Linked DNA regions of Homo sapiens: regions 1, 3 and 4 are each linked to region 2. The links are chromatin contacts, found by Hi-C in ENCODE. All regions are on one chromosome and are shown on one strand. Each heading gives the region's core, a stretch centred on a gene start or an enhancer-like site at or near the end of the contact. The rest is flanking DNA. Distances are from core to core; before and after follow the strand shown. Region 1 holds the start of CRY1 (cryptochrome circadian regulator 1). Region 2 holds the start of WASHC4 (WASH complex subunit 4). Region 3 holds the start of RIC8B (RIC8 guanine nucleotide exchange factor B). Region 4 holds the start of TMEM263 (transmembrane protein 263).

What was found. Hi-C counts contacts between places; a loop is a spot of excess contacts on that map. Pooled maps may share reads with other maps.
Region 1: a map of CD4-positive, alpha-beta T cell shows a loop between it and region 2 (15-fold over the local background). The contact joins the promoter of CRY1 here to the promoter of WASHC4 in region 2. A Hi-C loop is called at or near these places in 3 of 168 maps with a recorded cell type or tissue (CD4-positive, alpha-beta T cell, gastrocnemius medialis and naive thymus-derived CD4-positive, alpha-beta T cell) and 10 of 50 pooled maps.
Region 3: a map of naive thymus-derived CD4-positive, alpha-beta T cell shows a loop between it and region 2 (5-fold over the local background). The contact joins the promoter of RIC8B here to the promoter of WASHC4 in region 2. A Hi-C loop is called at or near these places in 1 of 168 maps with a recorded cell type or tissue (naive thymus-derived CD4-positive, alpha-beta T cell), 1 of 37 single-sample maps with no recorded cell type and 9 of 50 pooled maps.
Region 4: a map of CD8-positive, alpha-beta T cell shows a loop between it and region 2 (13-fold over the local background). The contact joins the promoter of TMEM263 here to the promoter of WASHC4 in region 2. A Hi-C loop is called at or near these places in 1 of 168 maps with a recorded cell type or tissue (CD8-positive, alpha-beta T cell), 3 of 37 single-sample maps with no recorded cell type and 13 of 50 pooled maps.

The regions. Positions count from the first base shown.
Region 1 is chr12:107,090,386-107,096,152 of GRCh38, reverse strand. It overlaps CRY1 (cryptochrome circadian regulator 1), which reads left to right and starts at 2,604. Exons shown (of 13, transcript NM_004075.5): 1 at 2,604-3,349. The coding sequence starts at 3,192. RefSeq lists silencers at 2,133-2,212, 2,543-2,772 and an enhancer at 2,313-2,462.
Region 2 is chr12:105,106,473-105,112,709 of GRCh38, reverse strand. WASHC4 (WASH complex subunit 4) reads right to left here and starts at 4,979. Exons shown (of 33, transcript NM_015275.3): 1 at 4,849-4,979; 2 at 1,446-1,585. The coding sequence starts at 4,909. LOC414300 (a long non-coding RNA gene) reads left to right here and starts at 5,068. Exons shown (of 2, transcript NR_121211.1): 1 at 5,068-5,922. RefSeq lists enhancers at 2,713-2,872, 4,711-4,870 and silencers at 4,431-4,680, 4,891-5,170.
Region 3 is chr12:106,770,664-106,776,195 of GRCh38, reverse strand. RIC8B (RIC8 guanine nucleotide exchange factor B) reads right to left here and starts at 1,514. Exons shown (of 10, transcript NM_001330145.2): 1 at 1,367-1,514. The coding sequence starts at 1,450. LOC100287944 (a long non-coding RNA gene) reads left to right here and starts at 1,365. Exons shown (of 4, transcript NR_040246.1): 1 at 1,365-1,506. RefSeq lists enhancers at 994-1,043, 1,814-2,365 and a silencer at 1,374-1,603.
Region 4 is chr12:106,952,238-106,958,254 of GRCh38, reverse strand. It overlaps TMEM263 (transmembrane protein 263), which reads right to left and starts at 2,348. Exons shown (of 4, transcript NM_152261.4): 1 at 2,190-2,348; 2 at 1,106-1,173. TMEM263-DT (TMEM263 divergent transcript) reads left to right here and starts at 2,760. Exons shown (of 1, transcript NR_185933.1): 1 at 2,760-4,742. RefSeq lists enhancers at 1,401-1,460, 2,390-2,684 and a silencer at 1,961-2,720.

The DNA.
Region 1 (5,767 bases), core at 1,355-3,854, 2.0 Mb before region 2:
CTTCCCCACATTTTCCTGTCTTCCTATGAGCCCTCCAAACCATTCCAACCTCTGCCTGTTACCCAGTTCCAAAGGTGCTTCCATATTTTTGGGTATCCTTATAGCAGCACCTCCCAGTAGCAATTTACTATATTAGTCTGTTCTCATGCTGCTAATAAAGACACACTCAAGACTGGGTAATTTATAAAGGAAAGAAGTTTAATTGACTCACTGTTCAGCATGGCTGGGGAGGCCTCAGAAAACTGATCATCATGCTAGAAGGGGAAGCCAACACAACCTTCTTCACATAGAGGCAGGAAGGAGAAGTGCTAAGCAAAAGGGGGAAAAGCCCCCTATAAAACCATCAGATCTTGTGAGAACTCACTCACTATCATGAGAACAGCATGAAGGTAACTGCCCCCATGATTAAATTACCTCCTACCGGGTCCCTCCTACAACACGTGTGGATTATGGGAACTACAATTGAAGATGAGATTTGTGTGGGGACACAGCCAAACCATATCATTCATATATATAATTTTAAAAGTATTCTTACAGAACCAAAGAAAGGCTGATATATACTTCTTGTGGCAACAGAAGCAGAAGTAGGGAAGACTATTCAGACAGATTGGCTCTCTAGAGTATTGAATTTACTTTATTGCTGCACTAGTTTGCTAGGGCTGCTGTAAAAAAGCACCACAAATTGGGAGGCTTAGAACAATAGGAACTAACTGTCTCGCAGTTCTAGAGGCCAGAAGTTCAAAATCAAGGTGTCAGCAGTGCGACAGTCCTGTGAAGGTGCTAAGAAAGGATCTGTTCCAGGTCTTTCTCCTAGCTTCCAGTAGTTCCTTGGCTTGTGGCAGCACAGTTCCAATCTTTACATGGTATTTTCCCTGTATGTATATGTATTTCTGTGTCTAAATTTCTCCACTATATGAGGCCACCAATCACACTGGATTAGGGTGCACCCTAATGACCTCATCTTAACTTGAGCATGTACAAAGACCTTATTTCCAAATAAGGCCACATTTATAGTCATTGAGAGTTATATGATTTTGGGGACACACAATTCAACCAATAAGAATTGCCATCTCCTTCTTTCTTTTAACTTTGCCAAACACACTGGTGGCCAACAGCACTCACTCACTCACTCATTCATTCATTAAATAAGCATTTGCCTATGTCAGGCTCTGTTCTGGTGTTGATGCAAAAAATAAAAACAAAAGAAAACTGAATACAGACCCAGTCCTTGAGAAATCACACTTCAGAGGGAATCAGAGGCACATTATTATGATAATAAGTACTATTACTGAGTTGGTATTGCTAGGAATGGGCACTTTTCAACTAATTTTCACGGTAGTGTGAAAAGTGATGTAACAGAAACATACTTGGAGAACCCAGGGAGGTCCTAAATTTGCCCTAGGGATCAGGAATACTTTCAGAAATTAGTTATTATTTCATCTGAGTCTAAAGGGATGCGTAGAAATATCCTAGGTAGCTCAAAGGTGGTAATATTGAGTACTGGATTCCAAAGAAGAGTATTTTATAGAGGAAAAAACAGCAAAGGTTAAGAGACAAATTGTAAACCCCAGGAGGGGTGGGGTTTTAGTCTGTTTTATTAAGTATCTCCTGTATCTCTAGTGCTTTGAACAGTGCCTAGTTCATTCAAAAAGTAATCATTGAATGAATTTAAGGGCATCATATATCTAAGGGATGCCATGGCCTGCAGTTCACTGTCGCTGGAAAAGTAGACAAACGTCCAGTTTCAAAGAGACCGGTAAACTACATTAAATGTAAGAGACGAGGGGTGAAAGGTTGATGATATATATCGCTAGTATTAAAAAAATTCCAGGAAGTCCAGGAATGCCTGGCATCCGTCCTGCCAATTACCCTTTTCCCCAGAGTATGTACAAGGGGGAGGAGGCACCCAAGGGCCAGGAGAGTGGAGGGGCACAGCTCCACAATCTCCAAAGTAGGGTTCTCTGGCCAAAGCAGGATTGAAGCACATGGTTTGGACTTGAAATGTACGTGGAGCCTCCCACTCTCCTCCTTCCACTCCATCCTCCCCTCACTCTCCGCCCGACTCCACCACTGGCTCCTGAAGGAAACCGGACAATTTCCAGGCCCTCCCCAAATCCCACGGGAGGAATCGCCGAGCGCGCTCCTGCCCGCCGGCCCCGCCCCCTTACCCTCTGGAACGCAGCGAGAGCGCACGCGCGCCTAACGGAGCAGCGCGCGCGCCCGCAAGCTCCCCGCATCCCCGTGCTCATCCGGGTCTCAGCGAGCCTCGGCCAATGGTGGCCGCTCATGGCCCTTGGGGGCGGGGCTAAGCCTTCCCTCACAAGGGGCCTGTGGTCAACGCGATTTGCTTCCAAGGGACGGCCACCAGTCGGCACAGGAAAGGGGCAGAGGCAGTGAGTTCAGCGTGTGGACGAGGGTCAACAAGTTTGGGATCAAGCGGCTGCCGCTCCTCCAAAAGCGACCGAAGCGCGAGCAGATTACCCCTCCGAGCCAGTGTAGTAAACACACTTCAGAAACGTGAGGTGCCGGTGGTCACGAGGGGAGCGCGCCCTCCAATGAGGAGCCGGGGGCGGGGCCGAGGCCGCTGACGCGGCGGCGGCGGCAGAGTCACCCGGGCAGCCTCGGGACCGGTCACCGGCCGGCAACCGTCCAGCGGCCTCGACCACCGCCTCTAGCCTCCGTTCCCGGTCCTTTCTCCCGGGCCGAGAGACAGCGTCGCCGACAGGGGCTCATTCCCCTCCGGTTCTCCTCGGTGACTCACCTCGGGCGGGCCGTTTTGTCTTTAGGGGCCGCCTTGGTGGGGCGAGGTTTCCGTGACGAATCTCCTGGGGCCGTCCGTGCCGGCTCGGGCCGTCGTGGCGGCTCGAGCTCCTGGAACTTGCTCAGGCTCCGGAGGTCCGAGGCCCTCGAAGTTATGCGTCGCCTCCAGGCGGTTGCGGCGGGCGCGGGCTCCTAAAGGGCGTCACACCCGGACTCCGCCGACTAGGCAACCTCCATTCATCTTTCCACTGCGCCTCCGGCGCCCCCGCCTTCTCCGGTCCCCTCCTCGGAGTCATTTTTTCCTGTTCCCCCTCTGCCGCCCTTTCCTCACGCCCCGGGTGAGGCAATTCTCTTGGAAGCGAAGGTGTCGGCTATGAGCCGGAGCCTCCTTCCTTGAATTTCTCCGTGGAGGACCCGCCGCGCCCCCCGGCATGGGGGTGAACGCCGTGCACTGGTTCCGAAAGGGGCTCCGGCTCCACGACAACCCCGCCCTGAAGGAGTGCATTCAGGGCGCCGACACCATCCGCTGCGTCTACATCCTGGACCCCTGGTTCGCCGGCTCCTCCAATGTGGGCATCAACAGGTGGCGGTGAGTCACAAGCCCGTGGGAAATGGATTTGGGTGTTTAATGAGTCTGATGTTAATGAATTCCATGCGATCCGCCAAATCTGTGAATTTAGACGTGGGACTGTCTTGCTTATACCGCTTACGAATTTTAGGTGCCCTAAGTATTAAATAGAATTGACTTAATACTTCTCTGGCCAAAGAGTACTGACGACCTGAAACACTCGGTCTTCATCAGTGAGTTATGTGTCTTTCTGTGCTAACTGGAGCTCCTCCCCTGAATTTGTGGAGAATTCTTAGTGCTGGAGTTAAAGAAACACCTTTCCTGTCCTTAGTGGCCATTGTATATGGATTCCCTTGGCCTTTTTGTGGCATTCGGAAGGATTGTGATGTTTCCTGTTTACGTTTGTGTCTAGGTAACTCATAGTATGGAGAAAAATCATTCATTCAGTACAGCAGGCTCCAGATCCAGTGTTCTTCCACCTTGAGGTTACTGTGGGAAAAGCAAGGGAAACAGCATTATCTGGTTTCTCTGCTCGGTTCTTTTTCTCAACTCCTCCTTGTGGTTGCCGAGACAAAGCACAGTTTTTCTTTCTAGGCAAGTTGTAGTCCTTCTAGGGATCAGAGCACTGAAAGAAATCTTAGAGATGCTTTATGATCTTTTCCTGAAACACCAGGCTACATGATTGTTAGGCCCCCTGGTGGAAATAAAAGCATAGCTCAACAGATAGACTCTTGATCACTTAGCATGTGCCAGGCACTGATTTAAATGCTAGGGATATAGCAGTGAGTGAAAGACAGAAAGTCATGTCTTCAAGCAGAAAGTAAAATATGTAGTATTTTAGGTGGTGATAAGTATTGTGGAAAAAAATAGAGCAGAGTAAAGGGATAAAGAATACAAGGGTAGGGATGGGGTTGCAATTTTAAGTATGATCGGGGGAAAAGTCACAGAGAAGGTGACACTTGAGCAGACCTGAAGGAGGTGGTGGGATGCAGATATCTAAGGGAAGACCATTCCAGGCAAAGGGAAGAGTAAGGGAAAAGGCAGAAATATGCTTGACCTTTGGAAGGAACAGCAGAAGAATCCAGTATGTCTGGAGCAGAATAAGTGAGGGAAAAATAGTAGACGATGAGGTCAGAGTTGACTTAGGGCCAGATTGAAGAGAGCCTTATAAGCAGTTTTCAAGATTTGGGTTTTTACTTAGTGAAATGGGAATAACTGCAGGATTATGAGCAGAGAAGTAATGTGATCTGACATAAGTTTGGAAAAGAATTTTTCTGCTTGTGGTTCTGAATTGGGGAGTGGAGGTGGACAAGAAGCAGGAAGTCCAATTAAGAAGCTGTTGGCATTCATCCAGGTGAGAGATGATAACGGCTTGAATCATAGTAATAATCGTGGACGTGGTGAGAAATAAACAGATGCTGGTTATATTCTGAAGGCAAAATACAGGGTATTTGTTGGCAGATTGGATATGTAGTGAGAGAGAAAGAAAAGGAGTTAGGCTGGGCGCGGTGGCTCATCCCTGTAATCCCAGCACTTTGGGAGGCTGAGGCCAGGAGTTCGAGACCAGCCTGGCCATCGTGGCAAAACCCTGTCTCTATTAATACTGAAAATATAAAAATTAGGTGAGCATGGTGGCGCATGCCTGTTATCTCAGCCACTCAGGAGGCTGAGGCACGAGAATCGCATGAACCTAGGAGACGGAGGTTGCAGTGAGCTGAGATCGTGCCACTGCACTCCAGCCTGAGTGACAGAGTACTCTGTCGCAAGAAAAAAAAAAAAGGACTTATAGTTTGGTGCTATATAAAAAGCACCAAAATTCAGTGCTTTTTATATAGTAGCAGTTTAGTTACTGTTTGAGAAAATTTTTGGCTTGAGAAACTGGAAGGATGGGGCTACACTTTGCTAAGAAAGTGAAGCCAGCTGGAGAAGCCATTGGGAGGGTGATTGGAGTTCTCTTTCATTAAGTCATTAAGTTTGAGATGTATTTTACACATTCAAATGGAGATAGCAAATAGGCAGTTGGATGTATCTGGAGCTCAAGACAGAGATCCAGGCAGGAAGTATAAATTGGAGAATTCATTAGTTTATAGATAATATATAAAGCCATTTATTCATCCAACCATTTATTGAACAAATATTTGTCAAGCACCTACTATATGCCAGGCACTGTTTTAGGTGCTAGAGATCCAGTATAAACAAAACAGCCCCCAATTCTCACCCTGTTGGAGCTACATTCTAGTGGAGCCGTGAGACTGACAGCATTAATAAAATGAGATAGACAAGAGATGCAAATGGTGCAAGGGCTGAACCTTGAATACTCTTAATGTTTATAAATTGTGGAGCTGTGAAAGAACCAGCATATGAGACTGCGAAGGAGCCACTAGTAATGTAAGAAGAAAACCCAGAAGAGTATGGTGTCTTAGAAGCCAAGTAAAGAAA
Region 2 (6,237 bases), core at 3,730-6,229:
CTCCAAAGAAAACAGACACATGGCCATAAGCACATGAAAAGATGCTCAACATTATTAGCCATCAGAAATGCAAATCAAAGCCACAATGAGCTTTCACATTCACTAGGAAGAATATAATCAAGACAATAAAGGCTGGCAAGGATGTAGAGAAACTGGAACCCTCATGCAGTGCTGGTAGTAATGTAAAATGGTATAGCCATATTGGAAAACATTCTGGCAGTTCCTCAAAAAGTTAAACATAGTTACCACATAACCCAGGATTTCCACTCCCATATATACATATGTATAAAATATACACACAATGTACACACATTTTATATACAATATACTTATATATGTCTACACAAAATCATGTGCCCAAATGCTCATAGCAGCCAAATAGTAGAAAAATCCAATGTCTATCAACTGATGAATGGATAAATAAAATGTGGTTATCCATTCCTTACAATGGAATATTATTCAGCAACAGCAAAAAAAGAAAGTACTAAAAACATGTGACAACATAGATGAGCCTTGAAAACATAAGTTAAAGAAGCCAGCAACAAAGGAGCACATATCGTATGATTTCATTTATATGAAGTGTACAGAGGAGACAAACACATAGAGATAAAAAGTAGATTGACTGGTGGTTGCCTAGGGCAGGTATGCCATGGCATGAACTGGGGGTTGATTATCACACGGTACATGGTTTCTTTTTTGGGGGCTGAGAACGTTCTAACATTGACTGTTGTGATGGTTGTACAACTCAGTGAATATGCTAAAAACAACTGAATTATACAATTTAAATGAGTGAATTGTATGATATATGAATTATATCTCAAGAAAGCTGTTATAAAAACAAGTCAGTGTGTGACTTAGGACAGTGTGTAATACACAAGTGCTCAATAAAATGTAAATTATTTTTCAAGTGGTAACAAACTAATTTTAAAGATAAAAGAAATATTTCAAAATGGAAAGAGTAATGTATTTTATACATTAAAAAATTACTCACACATTAACATCTATATAGCATGAGAGAACTTTTCAGAAATGGTGAAAATATTCTCTATCTTAATTGGGATATGAGTTACAAGTGTTTGGCAAAATTAAGAGTATCTGCATTTCACTCTATGTAAAATAGTCTCAATCAAGAAAAAACAAAGCCTGAATATTCTATCCAGCCCTCATTTTCTTAATAATGAAAATCAAAGGCAAGCTCAAAGACTTGGAGTTTGTGTCATTCTTTGACACTAAAGGCTGTGTGTTTGTCATTCTTAAACAGAAAACACACACATTTAAAAAACATCTGCATGGCTTAGAGAAAAGGAAATTAACAATTTTCTCCAACTTTCATTTTGTTCTTAGATTTCAAATAAAAATACTTTTTCCATTTTAAAAAATTATGTTTTCAGGATATAGTATGTCCAGAAAATATATACATATATTTTTAAAAAATCAAATCAAACCTTTAATGCTATAGGATCAAGATTGAAATCCCAAACATCTCCAATTGAGTCATCCAGAGCGTCCTCAATTCTTCTCAGTTGAGAGGTATACTCCTCAAGAAATTTCCCATAATTCTTAAGTTGGACTTCGGCATGAATTTCTAAGTTTAAATTTTAAAACAGTATGTGATAAGTGCAAGTAATGAATTGCAGGACATTTACTTCAAATAACCTCAAAAGTCACGCAAAGCACTGTTAATTATTACTCTGGAATGTCTGGACTTCCTGAAAATAAAGTTCCAAAGTTAAACAACAATTCAGCTTTCAATCTTCTCTATACACGAAATAATTTTAAAAGCAGTAGATGTTACCATATATAAAGTTACTACCTTAAAACCCTAACATATTATGAAAAAGCCACTAGCCCATCTACCCCCATAATAGAGGGCTTTGAACCAATCTGAAAAGTGCCTTAAACAATTCAATGTCCTGATTCTATCTTTTAGTCATGAACAACTCTTTTGCAAAAACAAATATTCATGATCTGAAGGTGAAAAAAACAGTCTGTCACAGAAGTAACACTTAAAAATGTAGTTTTTAATTCTATACACACTAATGTTTAATAATACACCTAAATATTTTTAAATGGAGGTTTTATACCTGCTTGAGCATATTATTTCTATAATGTCTAAAATTTAACCAAGATATTTGTTAAATTATTTAACTGTCATAATCAAGTTGGAAAAACCAGCAAAGAACACTGCTTGACTACAGAATACTATGCTGTTCTTCACAGAATTAACACATTCATAGGTAACTTTAAGGAATCATTGGAATAAGCTGGATTTTAAAATATGCCTATTCGTCAAAGTATTTCACGTTACACATAAAAATTCATTACTTGTTCCCAAAGGTAACAAATTCAACTCCAACTCAGTTTCTTTTATTGATATGAATAACTTTATTCAACCTTTGTCTTCTAAAAAAGGTAAAAATTTGCTCTCCTCAAATTAGCAATGTGAAGCAAGTAAGAGAAAGTGTGTTCTGACTCATGCTGTATTAAAGTATAAAGACCTAGCCCCCACTCTCCTTTATTCTTCAACCACATAAAGTTTTAAATCCGGTGAATCCATTTAGTTCATTAAGGTTTCTGTCTTATTATAGCATTAATCTAGGCAATTTTGGAAAACAATTAGTCTAGATATGATTCACAGACCAAAAATTAATGAACGCCAAGCACAGGGAGGTGTTCTCTTCCCTACAGCTTACATATAAGACTGCCCAGATTCTCAGAACCCCAAATAGTTGTCTTATTCTCAACTACACAGGAAATGACCAGTCAAAGCTGCATTTGACCAGCAAATGACTTCTTAAAGACAATGCTAGGCCGGGCATGGTGGCTCACCCCAACACTTTAGGAGGCCAAGGCCGGTGGGTCGCTTGAGACCAGGAGTTCAACATGGCAAAACCTTGTCTCTATCCCAATTTAAAAAGAAAAAATCAGCCAGCTACTAAGGAGGCTGAGGTAGGAAGATCACCTGAGCTCAGCTGGTCGAGGCTGCAGTGAGCCGTGGCGATGCCACGGCACTGGGCGACAGAGTGAGACCTTGTCTCGAAAAAAAAAAAAAAAAAAAAAGACAATGCTAGAGAAACACCACGCCAATAAATCACTCCTTTAGTATGTTCAGGGATTCACAAACAGGAAACAGAAAACCTAAAATAACATTAAAAGTTCCTTGCTGACAATAAACGGTTGTAAAATTGGTGAAAGTTAAAATAACAAAAGTTGAGATAAGAACTACATGGTAATTTTTTAAGAGTAAAAATTCCAAAAACCTACTTAACATGCTCATCTTTGTCAACAGACTGCACTCCTTGTTTTATCTTTTTATCCCTAATATCTAGCACAGCCACTGGTTGTAGAAAATATCTGTTGAGTGAATCAGACCATTCTACTCCAGGCTGAACCATTTTCAAACTCAATTAACATAACTCTATTCCAATTTTTTTTGAAGATACCAGTTCGTCATCTTTGTCCATAAAACATATATGACAAGGTACAGTTCACTTTATAACAATACAGAATCCCCTCCACAAAAAAAAATTAAAAGATTTTGTCATTATCTCCAAGGTTAATTTTTATGCTGCATAAGAGCTAATACCTTATTATCACCCAGGCTAGAGTGCAATGGCGCGATCTCGGCTCACTGCAACCTCCGCCTGCCGGGTTCAAGCGATTCTCCTGCCTCAGCCTCCCAAGTAGCTGGAATTACAGGCGCTCGCCACCAAGCCCAGCTATTTATTTTTTAGTAGAGACGGGGTTTCACCATGTTAGCCAGGCTGGTCTTGAACTCCTGACCTCAGGAATGTTTTGTGAAAAACTGCAACCCATCCTGGATGTAGCTCACTCTTCTCTGAGAGACTTGTAAAACCTAATTCATCTAACATTGTAGGCATTAGTCTCTCTTCGTAAATCAAGCAAAATTCATCCGGAATTTTTAAAAGCAACGTTCCACCTTTTGGGAAAACTATGAGGGAAAAAAAAAATCACAAACAGCATGCTCCAATCTCTCTTAGATCACTTACACAGATTACTATGACCAAAGATAAGAAGCAGATTGCCAACTTGTATTTATTTCAAGTAGAGTTTCACTACAATTAATTTGGCCTCAATATTTTACTGAAAGAAACACAATTTGTTTATTTCGGGATAGACTTCTAAGTTAAAATCAGACAATTCGATCTTGTGAAGCAAAATTTGAAGATTTGCTGTAATTTTTGAAGCCTTTATAACTGCGATGGAAACTGCAGAACATCACTGAAAAATATCACTTAGCATAAATAAAAGGCCTGGAAAATGATAAAATGACATTCACGTGTTTATTTTCGCAGGGTGAAAAGTTCTTTTTTCGCTCCCTTCTACGGTTATAGCAACGCGATGGGAAAGACACCCAAACTTGCAAAAGTTGATTTGGGAGGAAAAGAAGAAAAACAGGAAACCGAAACAGGAACCCAGACATCAGCGTCCTCCAGAGCTGAACGCTCAGAATCTGGCGAAATCCCCAAGAGGCCAGAGACAGAAGCAGCCTGGGATCCCGGGGCCGCTGGGCCTCCCGGGCGCGCCCCGCCCAAGCCCCGGGGCAGCTGAAGGGGGACGCCGCTCCCCGCGGGGCACCGCAGGCTCCCCAGGAGAGTCTCCGCCTCACACGCCGAGCCCTGAACGGGCAGCCTGACCCGCCGTGGCTGGGACCCCAACCCCGAAAGTAACGCTGGAGAGCGCGTCCCTCGCACACCCCAAGGGCTCTGAAGTGTCCCGCACCAGACGGCTGCGCAGCCGTCCCTCTCGCAGGAGCGCTGCCCAGCCCAGAACAGCGGCGGGCCGAAGGAGCGTCCACCCGCAGCCCTCGCCCTGCAGCTCCCTTACTCTGCGAGCCGTCGTCAACGCGGTCAAACTCCCAGTCCGGGGACAGAGTCTCCACCGCCATCACCCCGGCGCCTCCCACAGACACAGCCCCAACCAGCCCGTGCGGCGACGACGGCCTCACCCCAGCTACTGTCACAGCACGTGACTTCCGGCCCCGGCCCCGCCTCCGCTCGCGAGGGCCGGCCGGGCTCGTTGCCCCTGCGACCGCGGGGGCCCCTGGGAAAGCGAGTCCTCCGCCGTGGCCGAAGGCGGCCGCCATGGCGCCGGCAGTGCCAGCGGGCGTCTTGCGACCCGGCTCGGGCTTCGCCACCATTCACTGTGCTTCTCAAGCCACTTCGGCACTCTAATTTCGCCCTGCTCTCTCTAGACGATTTTTAATACCTGGGAAAGTTACTCCCCAGTCTAACCTAAAAAGGTAGAATTGATGGGGTGGGGAATTAACAGGAAGGCATGATCCTCGAGGATAACGCTGACCAGGCGCTTCTTCCAACAAGCCTGTTTCCCTCTCTGTCGCCACCGTAGGAGTTCCTACAGCTCTCCCGCACATTCTGTACGGATTGTTTTTTAGTCAAGACGTTCTGTGCGAGAGGAGAAGTTACTTTATGAACACCCTAACAGGGGATCTTACGACCTCTTCCCCGCTCTCCACTCAGTCCTTTTAAAAACGCGAGGCAGGATGAAGAACGCTATTGAAGTACATTCTAAAATGATCCCACCTGCAATTTGGATTTTTGGAGAATCGGGATCGGTGTAAAATTCTACATGCATACACGTATTTGCACAAGAATATTTATAGCAACGTGGTTTTTAATAGGAAACTATCTAAATGTTCATTACAAGTGAATTACATAAAGCTCAATACATCCATACTACGAATCACTGAAGAGCTGCTAAAATAGATGAAATATATTTATAATGGCATGAACAACCGACACAAGACAGTTGCAGAGTAATGTGTATTTGTGATTACATTTATGTTTTTAAGTTATACAAACGCGTATGTGCCTACGTGTATGTAAATTCATAGGAAGACAAATCAGAGGACGGTGGTTACCTGGGGAAAAGCATGTGTTGGTGAGTAACAGGATTTTCAAGTTTTGATGTGTCTACTTATGTGTTTTGAATCCTTAACAATGAGAATTTATTAGGGTTTTACTCTTGTAATCTTAAAAAGTACCGAAAAGAACTAATCAATGTAGGCAAAAGGTCTATTGAAGAGCATTCTTCTGAGGTCATTGGATCTGCCCTGAGTTAAATGTTTATTGAGTGCCCACTGGGTACCAGGCACCAGGCTAGATGCAGAAACTATAAAACATGTAAGAAAATTGCTTTCTGACCCTATGGCAGACTTAGTGGGCATTTCAGAAAGAAAAAAAAAATCTTGAAAAG
Region 3 (5,532 bases), core at 265-2,764, 1.7 Mb before region 2:
GCAACACAGTACGGCAGAAAGAGCGCTCGCTGGACTTGGAGTTGGACAACGTAAATTCAAATCTCAGCTCTATCTCTCAGTGGCTGTGTGGACTTGGGACCACATTATCATTCTAAATTTTATCATTTGTGAATTGGGGAATACCATCACTCTCCTCCCAGGGTTGTTGGGAAGATTAAACGGGAATTCAGCCACCAGTATGCCATTTCTGCCCCGGGTGGAAAAGATTCAAAAATAAGACACCAATTGTCAGTAATACAAAGTGGATGGATGCAGTGGTGGACACAAAGCAAACACTGAAGGGGAGACGATGTACGGGGGCAAAAGAAAGAAAAACATTAACAGCTAGGTTGTGACTTGGTGTTGGGTGTGTTTTCACAGAAGGGAGTCGCCAGTCATTCCTATAAAGCAGTCTTCTAAACCAAAGGATAAAGGTGTGGTAGGCTATCTTTTGAAGTGAGCATGTAAAATTCCTGGAAGGAAAAGTAATGAAGAGCTAACGGTTCTTGGAAAGAGGTTCTGAGAAGTGACTGGGATTTATAACAAGATACTCTTTTACGCAGAGTTGTGAAGTGGAAAGAACTAAACTGGAATACCAGCTCCAAGTATGACCTTGGGCAAGTTACTTAACCAATCTAGAGTCTCAATTGCAAAATGCAGATAATACCTCACAGGATTGCTGTAAGATTAAATAAGATAATGGATAGGAAAGCTGTTAATGCGATACAAATAACAGGTATCATTAGGAGTTACATTCTCCACCCACTTACAACATTATATGTCCATGACCTTGGGCGTGATTTCAGCTCTTTGCACCTCGGTTTCCTCATCTATAAAATGGGGAGGATGATACCATCTACCCTATAAACACTCTGAGGATCAAAGGAGACCATAGATGAGACATCAATGCCTTGAAAACCGTACAGTGCTAAACGTATAGAAACTGCCATCGTTGCTGATACATTTGATGCATGTCAAGGGCCGTGTTTATGCAGGGAAGCACGTATTTTTATGCTATACAGGTGAGGAAGCCTCTCATGCATTTATGCATCCAGGAGTGGGGCACGGGGCACAGATGCACATCTACGGATTCCGGGGGTGTGACTTGCACGCTTGAGAGGAGGACCGGAGGTCAAGCTGCTGGGCCAGGAATCAGAGGAGTGGGCGCTACAGTGGGGGTAGTGGGATGCAGGATGCATGGATGGAAAAGGCTGGGGGCACAAACACGCATGCCCAAGCCGGAAACGTTTTCGGGGGAGAGCAATGCGCATCCCCGGAATGAGGGGGGTGGGGAAGGATGCGATGTGCAAGCACGGAGGGCGGCCCGGGGGTGCGATACCGCACGCCCGGGGCCAGGACTCTTTACCTTGTCGCTGTAATCCCTCAGGACCCGCTCGATAGCCCCTGCTTCGCCGGCCCGGACGATGTAGAGGGCGCGCTCCTCATCCATGGCCGCAGGTGCGGGGGAGCCGCGGCCGCTCTGCGCGCCCAAGCCGCTGCCTCCAGGTAAACGCCTCGCGCCCCCGCTCGCTCCTTCCCAGCTTCCTTCCTTCCCTCTTTCCCTCCCTCCGTCCTGCCTCCAACCCGCCAGCCTCCGCCCGGGCCGGCCCGACGTCACCGCCCCTCAACTTTCACCCCGCGACGTCACCGCTCCCCCAGCAACCGGCGCCTCACGGCCGCCCCTGACAAGGCCCAGGACTCGGTCGAGGCCTGGCTAGCGGACCGAGGCGGAGTCAGGCCCAAGGCCCTGCTTGCTCTCCTGCCTCTCCCTCCCTCGGAGAACTGTCCAGTCTTTTAAGGGGGCTTTCACAGACTGAACCGTTCTTCTTTCCTGACCCTCCTCTATGAATCATTCTCAAAGGACTAGAGCAACCCGGCTCTTCCCCGCCCATCTATGAACCAGCCGCTAAATGGACTGCAATTCCCTGCATGCAATGGGGCTATCCCGCTCTTCCATCTAATTTACTGGCGTGCCGAATGGCATGCTGGGATTGGTAGTCATCCAGCCGGAAAGAATTCCCGCCAAGGGCATGCTGGGAACTGTGGTACCGCGAGGGCCGGAAACGGGAGTCTGGCGGCCGCCTGAGGCCAGCGGCGGGGAGACCGTTAGAGGGAGGGTCTAAGCGTCTGCTTCGGTTTTGTTCGTTATGTCGCTGACTGTCCTGCTTCAGTCTCGGCTGGCTGGGCTGGCTGGACTGGCCGACGGTCGCGGAAACTGCCATCCCTTGGTGGGAACTGTCAAGCACGGTTTAATTCCCTTTTCTCATTTAGCGGTTTCGGTCTCGGGAATTCCTTCCACCCTTATTTGCGTTCTTGTTATGTACTCAGCTACAGTAATGTGGGAAATAATTGAAGGCAGTTATCTGGATAAAAGAGGACTCGGCGATTTTCTGCCTTAATACTAATCTCTAGCATGCATCTCGTGCCACCGGGGCTCCAGACTCTCTTAGGTAATTTCCCTATATCCTCTAATTCTCCCAACACAAATTTTTGTGGAAATAAAAAGGAACCCGAATAGTTTCAGTAATTTATCCTAAGTCACACGGCCAGAGAATGGGAAAGTCGAGGTTTGAAACCAGGCCTTTCCCCCCGAAGCGGCCGCTCTACGACCTCCGGGAACTGTAATAATACCGATACAGTAGCGGTGGTGGTGATGACAAAGATTCCCATTGCCCCGGTGGTAATTACGTGTCAGGCACTCTGTTAATACTTCACCTGTGTTAGCTCAATCAATTTCATACACATTCATTCAACAAATATTTGAGAGCCTGTGCTGTGCCCAGGTGCTGTTAAATGCAGTGTGGATACAGTGGGCCCAAAGTAAAGTCCCTGCCTTCATGGAGCTTCCATTCTAGTGAGCACCCATATGAGTTATTCTCATTTTAAGATGAGGAAACTGAGTCTTGGAGAGGTTAGTTGGTTAATTTATCAAAATTGCAGATTTTTGGAAACTGAATTTGAACTCAGAGCCTGTGCTCTTTCTGCTCTCCCAAGCTTTTTTTTGATGGAAAGTGGATGAATTCTCCAAGTAATTTCAAGTTTTCCATTCCAAGCAGCCTTTACCCATAATCATCCTTGATGTCTCCCCTACCAGTCTCTCCCTCTTGAGCTGTGCTGAAGAGGAACTAGAGGGGGCAAAAGTTTATTTATCTAATGATTGAATTTCTTCTATGCTGTGGTAGATATTCTGCTAGATACTGGGAATTCGGAAATAAGAACGAACATGGGACCTGAGTTTATGGAGCTTTTGGTCTTTCTGTATATTATACTTTCCATGCAGCAAACATTTATTGAGCATATTTGAGTCAGGCATTGGGGTAGGTGCTCTGTAATAAATTAAGTCAGAAAGATTTTAATCCATCTCTCCAAAAAGCACATTTTAGTAAGGTCATGGAATAGTTAGCTAATTTTCTAAGCTAATAGTAACATCTTGCAATTGTTTTTAACAGTTTACAGAACTTTTTAATACTTCTAATCTCAATGGATCATTGGGGAAGGTATTGTTCCCACTTTATAGATAAGAAAACAGGGTCAGATGAGTTAAGTAACAAGAACTGGGACAAAAACTGAGAGCTGTTAACAAAGTATTTGGGTGCCTGCTCTGTGTCCAGTACAGAATTAAGTGCTTTGGGGGTATCCATATATTTATTTTTGGAGCAAGGGTCTCCCAGAGACGATATTAAACGAGCACAAAGTATCTTATTTCCGTAGAGATGTTTCTCTTTAGAATTCTTTTAGAAGGTCTCTGACATTTCAGACACATGTCTTTGAAATGTCTGTTTGCCAGAAATAGGCTATGTTTTTAGTCTCCAACTCTGTACTTCTAAAAAGAGATTTAAAAAATGTAAAACGAGATGAATTAATGACTTGGGAAGTTGTACTTTAGTAATTTTAATTAAATGTTCATATTCTGATTTTGTAACTCAAAGGGATCTTTGACTCTAATTCAAGTCATCTTTTGACCACTGACGAGACTCTGGTTCCAGAAAAATTAAGTGGCTTGTCCAAGGTCAATAGCAGACTCTGGGAATGGAGCCTAGACTAGCTGAGTCCTAGGTCACTACATCACTTTACCTCCTTGAATATTAGTTACGGGATACTTTCAGGGACTAGAGACTCTAGTCCTGTTCTGACTTCACTTCCTGGTGATGCTTGAGTGGCATGATAGCAAGGAATTAATATTTAGAGCCTTGGTAATCAAAGCAACAAATATTTTTTCACAAGTCGTTGCTCTTACAAACAGTAATATAGTAATCCTATATATATCTATGGATAGAGATTTTAAATTCTTAAAATATCTCCACATAGATTATTTGATTTAATCCTTACTATAGCTGAAATTGCAAGATCAATAAGAGGCACTATTTTCTTTTTTACAGAGAAAAGGGAAGTTCAGAGTATTGATTAGCTGGCTCATAAGCAAGGAAGTTTGCTAATAAGTGGTATAGTTAAGGGCTAGAAGCACCCTGGGCTCTGATAACATAAAATATTATGGACTTTCAGGTTAGGGCCAATGAAAAAGCCTGCAAATAGATACTAGTCATTTATTTTGGACTTTGATATATCCTGCTGTGGCATTTCCTCTTGCCATGACAATGGGCTAGTTGGAATGTGCCAAACTGAAGGTCTTTAATGAGTACCTGGTGCTAACAGCTTTTAAAATTCAACTGTTATAATATTTTGAATACATTTTCTTTAGAAGAAAGCAGAATTTAAAGCCTTGGCAGTTTGGTCTATTGGCTACAGCTCCAGAACTGGAGTTCAGAGAATTCCACTAATTCAAGATATGACTTGTCACTCAGCAACCACCACCTCACTATGTGAGGCCACTCACTCAGCCTTTCTTGAGGTTTAGAAATTTAGAACTGAAATAATAGCTGGATTGTCCCACAGTGTCCTTAGCTGTTAAACTAAGGGATTGATCCAGATATTATTTCAGTTCTAAATTTTTCAGTTCTAAAATTTTGTGATTCTCGGAAAAACAAAACCACCTTTAAATATGCTAATTCTTTAGAAAAACCTATTATGAAGAGTGGGGATGTGAAAATCAATATGTGCAAATCAAATATCAATATGATATATGCAAATCATTCCTTGGGCATACCTCCAAAGATTCTGATTCAGTTGATCTGTGGTGAAATCTGGATACTGGTAGTTTTAAAAGCTTCTCAGTTGATTTGAATAAGCAGCTAGTATTGAGAACCACTGGATCAATATTTTGATAGAGTATCTACCACTGAACTGGTTTTTTGATAGACCCCCAAACTCATGTGCATGTAACTCATTAGTCTTTGAGAAATAACCTGACAATATGAAAGTTATTTTTTTGGCCGGGCACGGTGGCTCATGCCTGTAATCCCAGCACTTTAGAAGGCCAAGGCGGGTGGATCACCTGAGGTCAGAAGTTCAAGACCAGCCTGACCAACATGGAGAAACCCCATCTCTACTAAAAAAAATACAAAATTAGCTGAGTTTGGTGGTGCATGCCTATATCCCAGCTACTTGGGAGGCTGAGGCAGGAGAATAGCTTGA
Region 4 (6,017 bases), core at 1,099-3,598, 1.8 Mb before region 2:
ACACCAAAGGAAGTTAAATAACACTAACACGTTATATAAAGCTTAACTACAAAATACAGTGCACAAGTTTATTGTCAAAGCCACTTAAAACCACCTGTTATTCAACAGTAGGTGCCAATTTCCCTATAATAGAAAAAGACGACTATAAATGAATTAGCTAAATTCTTCTACATATTCTACCTAAAAGAACTTTACCACATCCTCACTCCCATGTTTTAGCTTTTTTGCCAAATAACTGCAAAGAGATTCAAAAATATATGTATACAGAGCTTTACAACATATACACCAACAAGCAGAGTACATTAAAACTCCAGCTTACTGTTTTTATGTTTTTCTAGTTAAACCAACTATCAAGAAGAGTCTGCTTTTAAAGATGGCCCCTGCCCATTAAATCAACAGCAAATAGGCTACAAGAAATGCTCTCAATCTAGCAAGGAAGAAAAGGTCATCTGCCAGTAAAACTTGTAAGTGCCCACTTAGACGAGTAATAACTGACAGTGTCAAAATGGCAATTTTTAAGGGTTATCCTTAAATGAAACATTAAGCAGAATTACAATACTCTATTAAACCAGAGAACCAGTAAACCATCTTCACATTATTTCAACAGATATTTGCATTCCTACTATGTGTCAAACATTCTATTAGGCACTGAGGCATCCTTGTGAACAAGCATACAAAGGTCTTATTCTCAAGATGTTTATATATAATCCAGTGAGATATCTTCCGGAAATAGAAAAAGAGCAAATACCGAATAACTGAAACAAAGGTAAAGATTTTCCTGTAGTTAAAAAAAAAAAAATCAAACCCATGCACACACAAAGAAATCTGTATATTTGTCCAATGTAGCAACCGTTATAATTTCTAACGATGCTTTCTATAAATGGACAAATTTTTACTGAACTTGGTTTCTGGTACATCTGTTCTAACAAAGACTAAAGAAATGAAAGTGGAAAAAGCAAAACAGGATGCATATGGGTTTATCAAAGGCTACTTCTCCCTTTCTTTTTAAAAAGTTAAGCATGGGCGCGAGCGCGCACACACATACACACACACACACACACACACACACACACACACACACACACACACGGGCGCGCGCGTTTACCTGTTGGTGTTGTATCGATATTCCTGGGGAACCCCTGAGGGCACTCACACCAGCAGAAGTTTCAAAGGCTAAACAATAGCATACAGCAAATAATCACATATAGCAAATATTTTCATTTGGAATTAGCACAGTGTTCACAAGGACGCAAAAATCAAATTAAGAACCCTTCCCTTTTCTCTAGGTGTTTCTAAACCCTTCCGGGTGGCCCCTTCTCTCCCTACTGATCCCTTTAGGCACTAGCAAATCTTTTTTTTTTCTTTAGCAGTGAGTGACGTGGCAGGAGGCAGAAAATGACCCTGGAGGCGCCGTGGCTAGCACTGAGCTTGGCACCTCCTCCCTCCGCTCCACGTTGTACACCCAGCACTCCCCCCACTCCCGAAGGGCTCCAGAATTTCTATGTAAGAAGGGTTTAGGACAGGCGATCTGATTGGAAGTGGGAGCTGGGGGGTCGGTCTTGAAGCTGCGTGTGCAGAGCAGGCAGTTTTTATTTAGACTGGGAGGCAGTGACGGCACGGATGGGTGCTCCAGCCCTCCCTGTCACCCCTGGGCGCGGCCAGCACCCTCTCCATTCCCACTTTTACTTTAGGTTAGGCGTGGAGATACAGCCTTCCTACCCAGGAAGAGCTATGGGGGTGTCCACTGGGAAAAAGTCTTGTGTGCCTGAACCCAAAAGGGAGGTTTAGCAACAGGTCAGGAGTTGGCAGGGCGAGGAAGCCCGGTACCCAAGCCCCTCCGCTGCATCCCTCTCCCAGGCTGCTGATGCCCCTCACCTTCCTCCTCCGCCCCCAACCCCGAACCCCCAGATGCTAAGAAGTCAGGCGGAGGCTTTCCAGGGGTGCGCAAGCTCCAATCGCGGCGGGGCAGTCAGCGACGTATAAGGAGGAGTAGCCCCAGAAGCGAACCTCCATCCGCCCCCAACTTCGTCCCGCCCCTCCCCCTTTCCCGCTGGGGCCTCGCCAAGGCCCCGCTGGGCAGCCAGGCCGGGCACTGGGAGGTGAGGGGCAGGGGCGCCGACGGCAGAGGGCGACGGAGGAGGGCAGGAAGCCGGGACTGCGCCCCTGCCCTCGCATCCCGACTCACTCACCGCCGGGGTCGCGGCCAGCGCTAGGGCTGGGGCCGGGCGGAGTGAGCGGGCCGGCGCAGAGGAGAGCTGAGGCGGCCTGGGCGGCAGCGGCGGCCGGCACAACCCCGGGCAGTCGCGGCTCCAGAGGCGTCCTCTCAGGATGTGGAGCTGGAAGACTGTGGCGGCGGTGGTGGAGGCGGAGGCCTCTGGCTGCGGACGTGGCGCCCGACGCGACCCGCCCCCTCCGCCGCCTCCTCAGCTCCCGCCTCCTCCCGCGGCTCCAGTTCCGACGCGCACGCGCGCTCGTGCAGCCCGGGCCCCTCCCGCGCCCACCGGGCACACGCCCACCCGTTCTCGCAGGGTCCGGCCCTCCCAGCAGTCCCCAGCCGGCTGTGTCCCAATTGCGCACGCGCGACGCTCCGAGGCCCGCTCCCGCCCCTTCGCCCCCTGGACGCCTCCGTGGGAACCCCCGGCCGGCCTGCGCGCCCCTCCTCCGGGGGTCTCCCCGCCTTCTTCCCGCCACCATCCAATCAAATCGGGCGAGGGGCGCGAAGCCCGGGAGACGCGTAGGCCGCGGCCCCCAGGCCCGGTGTTTTGACGTCGGCGGTGCCCGCGTTCCGCGCCGAGTAACGGTCTTCGGAATTCAGAGCCTTCGCCTTAGGGAAGGTGGGACGGTCGCCAGTTTCTCCAGCACTTTCTTCGTCCAGGGACGTCAACCTCCCTTGCATGCTGTCCTCAGGGACTGACAGCGGGGCCTGCTCAGAAGTTCTCGTCGGGACTCTCTACAGGCCTTTGTGATTAAGTGCTAGGGGTGAGGAGAGACGTGGCTTATTTATGTGTTTTTCAGTTTGTTATGATTTTTTTTTTTTTAATTTTACTTCTCCCTGCCCTAGAATTGAGCTCCTTGAGAGTAAAAACCCGCCTGGGTCGCCATCACCCTAGGCTTGGTGCAGGGCCTGCCAGGCGCTCGAATTTGTTGAAGAGGTGGGTGTTCAGTATCGAAAGAGCCGCGGATTGTACATTAGAAAGCCTGGCTTTGCGCCGCGTCCTTGCCACTTGCTGACCAGGCCCCTCCACGTGGTCCCCGCCGGGGCAGCAGCTCTCCTCACCCGTCCAAAGGCACGGGGAGGCGCGTGGCGGCCCCGCCAGAGCTGAGCCCCCTGGGATGTGAGGCCGTCTCGCTCTGAGCTTCAGAGCAGGGTTGCAGGAGACACCTCAGAAGGTCGTTTTGAGGACGGGAGGAGATGAACTGCTCAAAGCCTGCTTAACTAGATAAATGGTATCGATTAACTTTTCTTTGACTCCCTTTCCACACCTATAAAATGAAGATGACGGGAAACTTGTCATACTTTTTTTGTGGTGGGTGGGAAAGGTCTTTATGAACTGTGAAGTCCTATGCAAACGTGAGATGTTTCCTTTCGCAATCTGATTAGCGAAGCAAAAACACGCGAGTCAAAAACATACACAGAAAGCAAAAAAAAAAAATTCACAAAATGGTTTATCAACTGCAGAATATTCAGGATGGTGGAACTGAATGGTAACTACTGACAACATAGCTCAGAAAGGACGTGCTAAAACATGCTGGATGAAGCTAACTTTGATCCAGGTCTTAAATGGAATGGACTATAGTTTATAGCTTCAACCTAATCATTAACTTATGAAATCAGAGAATTAAGGCCACTTAAGCCACTGTGCTCAGACTGTCAAGATATTTAGTTTCTCAAAGCAGAAAGAGGAAATTAAATACTCTTGTCAATTCAACATATGGGTTGGATGATTAGCAGGATCCGTGGATTGTTGTTTATCCAGTATGTGAAGAAACGGATATCCTCTGTTTTCTCGTTATTACACAAACTTCTATCCTTAATATGTGACCTTTCAAGGTTGAACTCTAGGTAAAATTATGAAGTGCACAATTACGTCTTGTTTCTTCTTCCCTTTGCACGTCGTTTTACAAGAGAATCTAATTATTATTAAAGTACAAATGACTGACAAGATTGTAGCCACTCCTGGGAGATTTTGCATTTTTACGGTTATTAAAAGCCATAACTCAAAGCAGCAGTTGAATCTGTTTCATAAACTAACTAAGATTTAAAAGAGCTCCTTTGGGAGGTCATGAGTTCATCAGAAACTTCTGGTGTAGGAGTTCAGCCTATAAAACAAACAAATACATGACTTGTAGTATTTCTTCGTTTTATAGTCTGAACTCCTCTAAGTTCTTGATTCCCATTCTGTGACCTCCCTTTCTTAGATTGTTAAAATAAAATACAGATGACTCACGCCTTTAATCCCAGCACCTCGGGAGGCTGAGTCGGGAAGATCACTTGAGCCTAGGAGTTTAAGACCAGCAAGGGCAACATGGGGAGATCCCATCTCTTAAAAAAATAATAATAATAATTGAGCATGGTGGCACCCTCCTGTAGTCCCAGCTATTTGGGATACTGAAGCAGGAGGATTGCTAGAGCCTGGGAGGTCAAAGCTGCACTGAGCCGTGGTCACACCACTGCATTCCAGCCTGGACAACAGAGTGAGACCCTGTTTCAAGAAAAATAAAATGAAACATTTATTTCTGGATGTTATTTTGAAAGATTTTGTCATGTCTTAATGAGCCCTGGCCACGTAATCACAGCATTTTGGGAGGCCAAGGTGGGAGGATTGCTTAAAGCCAGGAGTTTGAGACTAGCCGGGTCAATATAGTGAGACCCTGTTTCTACAAAAAATAAATAAATAAATAGCCAGGTGTGGTGGCACGCACCTGTAGTCCTAGCTACTTGGGAAGTTGAGGCAGGAAGGTCACTTGAGCCAGGATTTCAAGGCTGCAGTGAGCTATGATTGTGCCTCTGCTCTCCAGCCTGGGTGACAAAGTGAGACCCTCTCTCTTAAAATAACAATAATGATGAATTCTTAGTGCCTTCAGGCAATAAAATTCTTTTAACAAAATTCTTAATACACATATCAATTACCCAGCCTCTTAAGTGACTGAGTTTTCTTCTAGTTGGGTACACACACAGTCTTTTTGCCTTATTGAAAAACTTAGAAATTAGATGTGGCATTGCTTAACATGGTGGGGTGGTTCAAAGAGGACCAGAAAGAAGGCAGAAACCAGTAATGTTAAAGCAAGAAATTATTTCTAGGCTGATAGTACGCTGAAGTTTAAAAAGCTCCAGCCCAACCTTCTACCCAACATGTGAGTCTGTCTCCTGTTATGTGCACAATCATAGTTTTCATCATTATCAAACACTCTTCCCAGGGTTTCAGTATGGACTCATTTAAGTAAGAAGCCTACTTGTTGCAAGGTGCGCACGTTTTTCCTGTTTCACCATGTTTTCATGAGTGTAATGCATTATCCTTGCATTAAATTAACAGCTTTATAAAAGTTAGTTACCCCCCAGTGTAAATCATTATGCTTTCTATCCTCACTTTCTTCACTGCTCTTTGCCATTCCTGGCACAATCACCTGTGCTATTGGTTTTCCTTTGCCTGCACCAATATCCTTAATTTTTCCTATGATACGGCAGATTTATTTGACACAGCTCCTAACCTCGATCATCTGATTTCTCTCAATCCAATGAAGCAAGCACATTATATTCTAATATAGGAAATCCTATATTCATATGAGGAAACCGAGGCATAGAGAAGTTGGATAATTTACCCTGGGTCCCACAGGCTAGTGAAGAGCAGGCTTTAGAATCAAACCCAATTTTGTCTGACTCTAGAGCCCAAGTTCTTAATCACTATATTCCGAGAAAGAGAAAAGCAGTTTCTGACATGCAGTAGATGCTGGCACACTAGGCTTTGGTATTCTTGTTGAACAAAAATAATTTTAGAGAACATCAACATCAGACGAGG